Linked DNA regions of Homo sapiens: region 1 is linked to region 2. The links are chromatin contacts, found by Hi-C or POLR2A ChIA-PET in ENCODE. All regions are on one chromosome and are shown on one strand. The core of a region is the stretch at or near the end of the contact, and the rest is flanking DNA. Distances in the headings are between cores, read along the strand shown.

What was found. A loop is a pair of places that touch in the nucleus more often than their neighbours do. ChIA-PET counts read pairs that join two places held with the same protein, here RNA polymerase II (POLR2A). Pooled maps may share reads with other maps.
Region 1: a loop to region 2 is called in a map of PC-9, with 12 times the contacts of the local background. The contact joins two enhancer-like sites. A Hi-C loop is called at or near these places in 31 of 168 maps with a recorded cell type or tissue (CD4-positive, alpha-beta T cell, CD4-positive, alpha-beta memory T cell, CD8-positive, alpha-beta T cell and 20 more), 19 of 37 single-sample maps with no recorded cell type and 29 of 50 pooled maps. POLR2A ChIA-PET finds 5 or more read pairs at or near these places in 5 of 52 experiments (CD4-positive, alpha-beta T cell, CD4-positive, alpha-beta memory T cell, Caco-2 and 2 more).

Annotation. Positions count from the first base shown.
Region 1 is chr2:169,090,434-169,094,283 of GRCh38, forward strand. It overlaps DHRS9 (dehydrogenase/reductase 9), which reads left to right. Exons shown (of 5, transcript NM_001376924.1): 4 at 1,357-1,520. Among named protein-coding and RNA genes, the nearest start is that of DHRS9, 23 kb to the left of the region's middle. Within about 2 kb of position 1,843, at least 6 of the 41 ENCODE cell types and tissues checked have a DNase peak (open chromatin) inside an H3K27ac peak, as active enhancers do; they include PC-3 and PC-9, where a contact is called at or near this core.
Region 2 is chr2:168,962,606-168,966,707 of GRCh38, forward strand. ABCB11 (ATP binding cassette subfamily B member 11) reads right to left here. Exons shown (of 28, transcript NM_003742.4): 18 at 1,601-1,703. Among named protein-coding and RNA genes, the nearest start is that of G6PC2, 63 kb to the left of the region's middle. Within about 2 kb of position 1,891, at least 4 of the 41 ENCODE cell types and tissues checked have a DNase peak (open chromatin) inside an H3K27ac peak, as active enhancers do; they include PC-3 and PC-9, where a contact is called at or near this core.

The DNA.
Region 1 (3,850 bases), core at 593-3,092, 130 kb after region 2:
TGGGAAATAATCTTTTTTAATTTTAGTACAAGTCATATACCTTACAGAATATTTCAAGGTCAAGCTAACTTGCATTTTTAGTAAAATATATTTCAAACTTTACAATAATAACGTTGCTAGAAAGCAGAACCTAAGAAAAAATAAATTACATTTTAAGTCCACTAATAGAGCTTTTAAAAATCTTATGGTGAAGAGTTTTATAAAATGAATAAATACTTCCTTATATTATATATTCCTGGTAGGAAAATAAATCAAATTTAGGAAACGACTATTCATATACTGGTTTGCTGTACAGGTGGTCCCTGACTTGCAATGTTAAACATGACTTTTCAACTTTACAATGGTGTGAAAGTGAGATGCATGCATTACAAACTTTTCTTAGAATTTGGAATTTTGATCTTTTACCAGCAGCAATATGTACAATACTCTCTCGCGATGCTGTGCAGTGGCAGTAAACCCCAGCTCCCCGTCAGCCGTTGCAATCACAGGGCAAAGAACTGCTATGCTGCAGGGCACTGTGTGGCCAGATGATTTTGCCCCATTGTGGGCCAATGTAAGTGTCCTGAGGACGTTTAATGTAGGCTAGGCTAAGCCATGATGTTTGACAGGTTAGGTATATTAGATGCATTTTTTGACATAGGATATTTTCAACTTACAATGAGTTTATCAGGATGTGACCCCACAGGAACATCTGTATATTGGTTTGCTTTAAAGAAAGGGGCACCATGATTCCTGTAAAACCTTGATGCCTAGGGAATGAGTAGGCTTTTAGTTTTCTGCTGCAGCATGATATAAAATAAAATAAAATAAAATAAAATAAAATAAAATAAAATAAAATAAAATAAAATAAAATAAAATAAAATAAAACTTGCTCAACAGCATAGGGAGCAGGTTAGTCACATCAGGGATTATCGTATTGTGTCCTTCAGCACATCCTCATTTGTGCTGCAATCTCCTTATGTTGCTAGAATGGAGGTGAACTTGTCCATCCAGGCTATCATTAGTTCATTTCACCATAAGGTGGTTTAAGTACTGATAAGAAACCTGTTCATAACCTGAATGTCCACTTAGTCAATGATGAGAGCGTGGAGAACACTCTAGGAAGAACAACAGTGGACTGGGGGTGGTGTCCACCCAGATCCCTTTCCTGTCCTGCCGTTAACTAGTCCTCACTTCACCACTCTGAACCTCAGTTTCCTCACTTGCAAAATGAAAGGGAGAGAGAATAAGATATTTCTTTCAAATGCACCCAAATCTGTGATTCCATGAAAAGATTCGTGAGAAAATAGTCACTCAAATAGCAAATATTTTCTAAACAAACCCGGATTAAACATCTTCAATGGGTTCTTTTCACAGACGGGACATGAAAGCTTTTGGTGTGCACGTCTCATGCATTGAACCAGGATTGTTCAAAACAAACTTGGCAGATCCAGTAAAGGTAATTGAAAAAAAACTCGCCATTTGGGAGCAGCTGTCTCCAGACATCAAACAACAATATGGAGAAGGTTACATTGAAAAAAGTGAGTTTCCGGGCGGTGCCAATGTCCTCTAGAATTCTTTGTCCTGAACAGCATGAAGGAGATTCAAATACAGATGAAATAACAAGGTTCTGAGTAATACCCCAATAAGGATCTTAACCATGGATCAGGGATCTCCTATTAATTTCAGTGTCATCTCTTGCTTCTGTTTATAAACATTTACTGAGCAATTACAAACTGCCAAGTTATCTGCTAAGTGTCTTATGAATTATATTATTTACTCCTCAAAAACTATTAGAGTAATGAGCAGAGGCTTGAGAAAGTGAAATGTCCTGCTCAAGATTACACAACACCTCCTAGTCATGCCTGGACCTGAGCCCAGGAAGGCAAGTCGAGCCACGGTCTTCACCTTTGCCATACCTCCTCTTTTCCTCAAGCACCAGCTGTACACTTGGCATTAAGGATTTATGGTGGTTACAAAAGATGGAAAAGGTTCAGCCTCTGACCTTTAGTTTACAACCTAGTTGACAACAAGAAGTAACCAAGCGAGAATGTAAAACAATGAAATAATGTAGCACACAATAAAATTAATCCTTTACTTCTTAGGTGTAATCTAACAGCCCAGAAATGGTGCTAGATGGTGTGGTTTCTAATTCCCCAGGGAATTTAGACCAGGAAAAGAGCATGGCTGGTTAAGCCCTAATGGGGCAGGTCAGGTTTGAATAAGAGGAAAGGACAGGAAATAATTACTTGGGTGGAAACTTTCTGGAGCAGGAACACATGGAGGAGAAGATGGAAGACACCAGGAGCCTTCCTGGTCAAGAGATTGAGTCAGAGATGGGAGAATAATAATAAAGATGACATAATGACAACTAACAAATAGTAAATATTTACTATGTACTTGTCACCATTCTAAGTGCTTTACAGGGACACTCATTTAAAATCCCCCAAAAAACTCTTATTATCGTCTTCATTTTATAGAAATAGAGGCATAGAGAATAACTTACCAAAATTGTACCACCAGTAAGTGGAAGAGCTAGATTTGGACCCAGGCAGCCTGACCGTGCCATTTATGCTTGGCCATGGCACTATAATGTGAACAAGGCATTAAGGACTTTGGTTACACTCCTGTTATCAGGCTTTCCCCTCCGCCACAAACTTCTTGGGTCGGTTAAAGTTTACTTGATATTCCTCAAGTACTCACTGACCTCCTGCTTTGAGTTGAGCAGGGTTCCACCTAACTATGGGTAGTTCTTTCCCTCCAAACTGTGCTCAGGCCTCTTAATCAGTGGACTTGGTAAGACTGTCAACTGTGGCAAGGTTCATGGTCAGGAGTTTTCAAGGCAGAGCTGAAAGCCAAGTCAGACCCACCTGGAGAGGTTTTTAAAATGACTGACTCCTCCAACCACCATTACCCTAAACACACACACACGCACACACACACACATGCACACACACAGAGGTACACACATTATCTATATATCAACTGAAATGTCTGGTCTTACAAACATCTTAGTGCTGACATGCCACTATAGGTTTAGAGCCACTGCCATCAAATACTCTACTTTTCAGTTCCTGACTCTGAAGGTTCTATGTAGGTTCCATCTAAGATGGAACTTAATACTTCAGAAACAAAACCCCTCATTTAAAAGAGCTTTCTCTGTTTGATATTGATACCGATACTTTTTAAATGCCTTTGAATATATCACTGACTTCCATCTCCAATTATTTTTGGCTTGGTTCCTGGTTCATGTGTTCTGTCTCAGAAATACCAAAAGGCATTGAGCTCAGTTTTACACTGGTTGTTCTCACTAGAGTTTTCAAGTCAGGACTTGGAGATCAGCCAAAGTCACGGTCCCAAAGTAGACCACAAATTGAAGGTCATCTTTTCTTAATTTCCCAAGCTGGGATAGTAGGAGTTTAAAATAGCCACTAAGACTTATTAGGTTCTTTGAACAACTTGTGGCCAGTGGGACTTGAAGTTGAAAGAAAGATCTAACATCATAGACTTTCCCTTGAGAAGACACAGCTCAGGTATGGTTTAAAAGTATGTGAGAATCATATGATAGCTCTACTTTGAATTTGGGGGGGAAATCTCTATGCCATTTTCCATAATGACTGTACTAATTTACATTCTCACAAACAGTATACAAGAGGTTTTCTCCATGCCCTTGTCAATACTTGTTATCTTTTGTCTTTTGATAGTAGCCATTCTAACAAATGTGAGGTGATATCTCATTTTGGTTTTAATTTGCATTTCCCTGATGATTAGTGGTGACAAACATTTTTTTCATATACCTGTTGGCCATTTGTATCTTCTTTTGAGAAAAGTCTGTTCAGATTCTCTTCCCATTTTTAATCAGGTTATTTCT
Region 2 (4,102 bases), core at 641-3,140:
TACCCAGAAACTAGAAAAAATTAAAATGCAAAAATTAAATATGATTGGTATTGTTATGGTTCAATAGAAATGTCAATGTAGTGTTTGGTTCTTTCTCCCCTGAAGCTCTATTAAACTCCTGCTCTTATATAATACATCTTATAGTTATCTGGGACAGCACCATGGACTCAATGAAATAGCTATTTCTAGAACTAGAAGAGAGGTTGAGTCTTTAGTGGCAGGATGCAGTAAGAAACTATGCTTGCTAAATGTGTTTTCTCTCACTGTGATTCATCCTGCTGCTCCTGAGAAAAAGTCTTCCATGGAATTTATTTAAAGCCTGTGTTAGAAATTGAGACCTCTGTTTATTCAGTATTAATACATTAAAAACAAAAGAGAACCCAATCACTCCCTTGTCATTTTCATACGGTCATAAAGAGTACTCTACTTTATTCCAAATTTGTCCATTATGAATCAATGTTTGTAATTACTGCCTAGTGGATTCACGTGTTGGAATTTTATTTAAGACAATTTGAAATTATATCATGCATAATGGATGTGCTTGTAATTTAAAAATTCTCTGACTTATTTGCTTTGATAAATCTTGCAGTTGGGGTTTTATTTTATTGTAGAAATTCATGTTTTCATTCTAATTTTTAAAATCTCCTGATGCCTTACTAAGTGCAAGGCACTGGGTTAGGTAACCAAGTTGATTCAAACACAAATAAGGTGTATCACTAACTTTCAGAGGCTTATAATTTAGAAAGGGGATAAGTCAACATGACTTTGATTAAGGCTCAATAAGAAAATTGCCATGAAAATTTTCTAACGAAGGGTGGTAGGGGAATGAACGTAAAAGTATCAGGGCTGACATGTAACGTGCAGTAATGAGGAAAGGCTTGGAGGAGAATGGGTGGTCTGTTTATGTGAAAATTAGACAATGTCTACAACAGCAGGACACCTGCATCCTTAGGAAGAAATTGTGTATTGCTATACATGTTGTTTGCTTTCCTAGCTCTTTAATTTTATGCTACCTTGAATTATGTTAAAATTGATAGTATTATTTTAAATGTATCTTAAAACCATTATAAAAATTGTATGAAATCAACAAATGTCTGTGAAACCTAATTGGCCTCCATTAATTCAAATATTTTGATAACTTGTAATAAGGGCTAGCCTATTCAAACACTTTTGTTGATCAAGGTATTTTTGCCAAAATTATTGTAATTTAAGAAAGAAATTTTAAAATTTGAGAAAAAAGCTTTCAGGTATTCTTAACAACTTTTATAAAAGGATTTCTACATATGAGCAAATAATCTGCTAAATATCTAGAATTCACACATTCTGTGTTTGTTAGAATAGTTTGTCTAAGACAATTAACCCTCCGAAGTCCAGTTTTCATTACCTTGTATTCTTAAAAATAATCAATTAACTAATCTGCATTAAAAATATTGTGTAAAACTTAGAGTTTTCATTAGGTCTTAATGCTCTGTCTTTTAGTCTGACTTGAAACACTGCTAGATATATACCTAGAAAACTCATATTCTCAGGCTTAAAGGGTACCCAACAGTCCCCAGGAGAGACTTCTTCCATTCCCCCCCATAAGCAGTTGGTGCCTGACCTTTCTATCTTCTTCATAGGTAGACTTATGATCTACAACAGCTAATGGAGGTTCGTGCACCAGGTAAGAAAGCTGAGACTTGGAGCGTTGCCGGATGGAAGCCCTGTAAATAAACAGAAAGATGAAACAGTGTAGACTGTGGCCAGATTGGAGCAGGATCAACTGGTGTCCAAGTTTACATTTCATATGTCAAATAAATAGAAATGTTTGGTAGGTCACATGGTAACCAGGAAAGGGAGCTTGCAGGTTAGGTTTGACAGAGCTAATCTTAGGGCAGAGCTAATCAGGTTGATTGCTCTGGGCCCTAAACTCTTGCAAGTGTTGGACCCAGATTCAGAGTGTAGTCAGGGAGGGAGAAAGAGAAAGGGAGCAAAGCTGTCCTACCAGTTCATCAAAAAACCACCTAAGGCTCAAATACTTTCCAAACCCACATGGTTCTGCTAATTGCTGCCTTGGCAACAGTCTATTTCCTTTACTTTCCTTCTGGCTTAGATTGTGGTCTTGATATCTTTCTCTCATACCTGATGTGTTCACTTTAGCATGGTTACAAATGATATGAGGAAATAGGGCCTCTGATGAGATTTTCTCCAGGCTATATACTACCCTGCATTCAGACATGCATGAATGAGTATCTTGTTGAAATATAATTTAGCTCAATGTGTTCATTCATTTATTCATTAATTCAACAGAAGCTTATTGGGCATCTACAACTTACAAACCAATGCCAGGTGATGTTGGGGACACAAAGACTAGCCAATAACAGATTTCTCCTTCAAAAAATTTAAACCTTATAGAAGAGGCCTGTACCACACCCTAAGGTAAAGAAGAATGTGGTAAGTGCTATTAGGCAGGTTTGAATAAAGAGTATGGAAAGTCAAAGGAAAAAGAAATGTATGGCAGGTGTTACCAAGGCAAGATTCATGGATGAGATGGCTAAGGTAGGATATGGGGATTTGTAGACTATAGAAAAGAGCATTTCTGACTGAGAGAATGTATAAACATAAGCATGGAGACAGGGGAGGACAGGGTTGCTTGCTGAATATACTGAGTACATGACAAGCATGGGAAGTGATTGGTTCAGACTCCACCCTCCTCTTCCCTCCCCCAGACTCCTGGGAAGGAGGCCCCCATTCTCCTCTAGGTTAATCTTAAAGTATTTAGTGCTGGGAGCTGTTGACAATTATGTTGAGACCTTCAAAAAAAGAAGCTTTCTGAAAAATGAAGCCAACAGTGAAATAGTAGAGCTGAGAAAGGAAGAGAGAGAAACTATTTTCTAGCTTGGACATATCACTGAAGCTCTAGCCTTGCCTGAAGCCAAAGCATCTTTGGAATATTTAGTTATATGAGCTGATTCTGTCTCTCTAAAGGTAAATCCAAGTTGGGTTAGGTTTTCAGTCATTTGTAAACAGTCTTAATGGTTAAGAGGCAATGCTGAAGACTGTGTTTTAGAAAGAATCACCTGAAGTAAATGGTGTAAAGAGAGAGATGTGAGTGATGAGGAGACCTGCATCAACTGTTTTAGTGCCATCTAGATGAATCCATTCACATATCTTTCTCTACCATTTTGCATCCAAGTGAAATTTCACCAAAACAAATATCAAGGTGGTGCCTGCCTACTATATGCTCATCTAGCCTTCCAGAGAAGGCAGTAATGTATCAACTGAGTTGCTCCAATTTGTTCCCATTTTCTGTTAATGGCACTTCCATCCTCTTAGTCACCCAGGTTCAACACCATGCAGTTTCCTCAAGCCCTCCCTCTTCCTTGCTCTTGCACATTCAGACTCTTGCCAAGACTCATTATGACCAGGCATTAAACCACTCCTCAACGCTACTCCCTGCCACCAAACTTCTGGGACACCTCCAGAGACTCCCTCCCACCTAGCCTGAAACTACACAGCAATGAAGTCATTTCTCCCAGTTAGGTAACAGAGGTCAGGATGTCTTCTCCAGAAGGTGTGCAGAATAGGCTTGTGTCAGCTGGTGAGAACAAGGTGCTTGATAGGAGGAGACTTAAGGTCAAGGACCTAAAAAGCAAATGCAGAGCAATGGATGCCAAGGTAGGAGTTTGTGGAGCAGGAGAGGCCATCAACATATGACTGACTACCTTCCAGTTCTGAGTATGGGAAGACCTATGTCCTTGGCCCCTTGGATATCTACTTTATATTTTTTAAGTCTCTCTCTTTCACCATTCTCCAGATCATTCGAGCTGTCTAGCCTAGGCTGTCATGAGGCCATGGGCAGTGCATGTGCTAGGCAGGTTTACCTCTCTCATCCACTAGAAACACCATCCCTTTTCAGAAACTGACAACATCTGTCTCTCCCCTTCTCTGAAGCTGTGTACCACTTCTCACTGCAAATAAAAACAACTAACTTGGGGGACTAAATACTATCTTTCTCAACATTATTATTTAGGAAATTTGTGGCTGTTATGTATTAAATTGTTCTTGAATTTAAAATATATTGCTGAAAAGGAACTTAGCCATCAGAAAAACTGAAACCAAA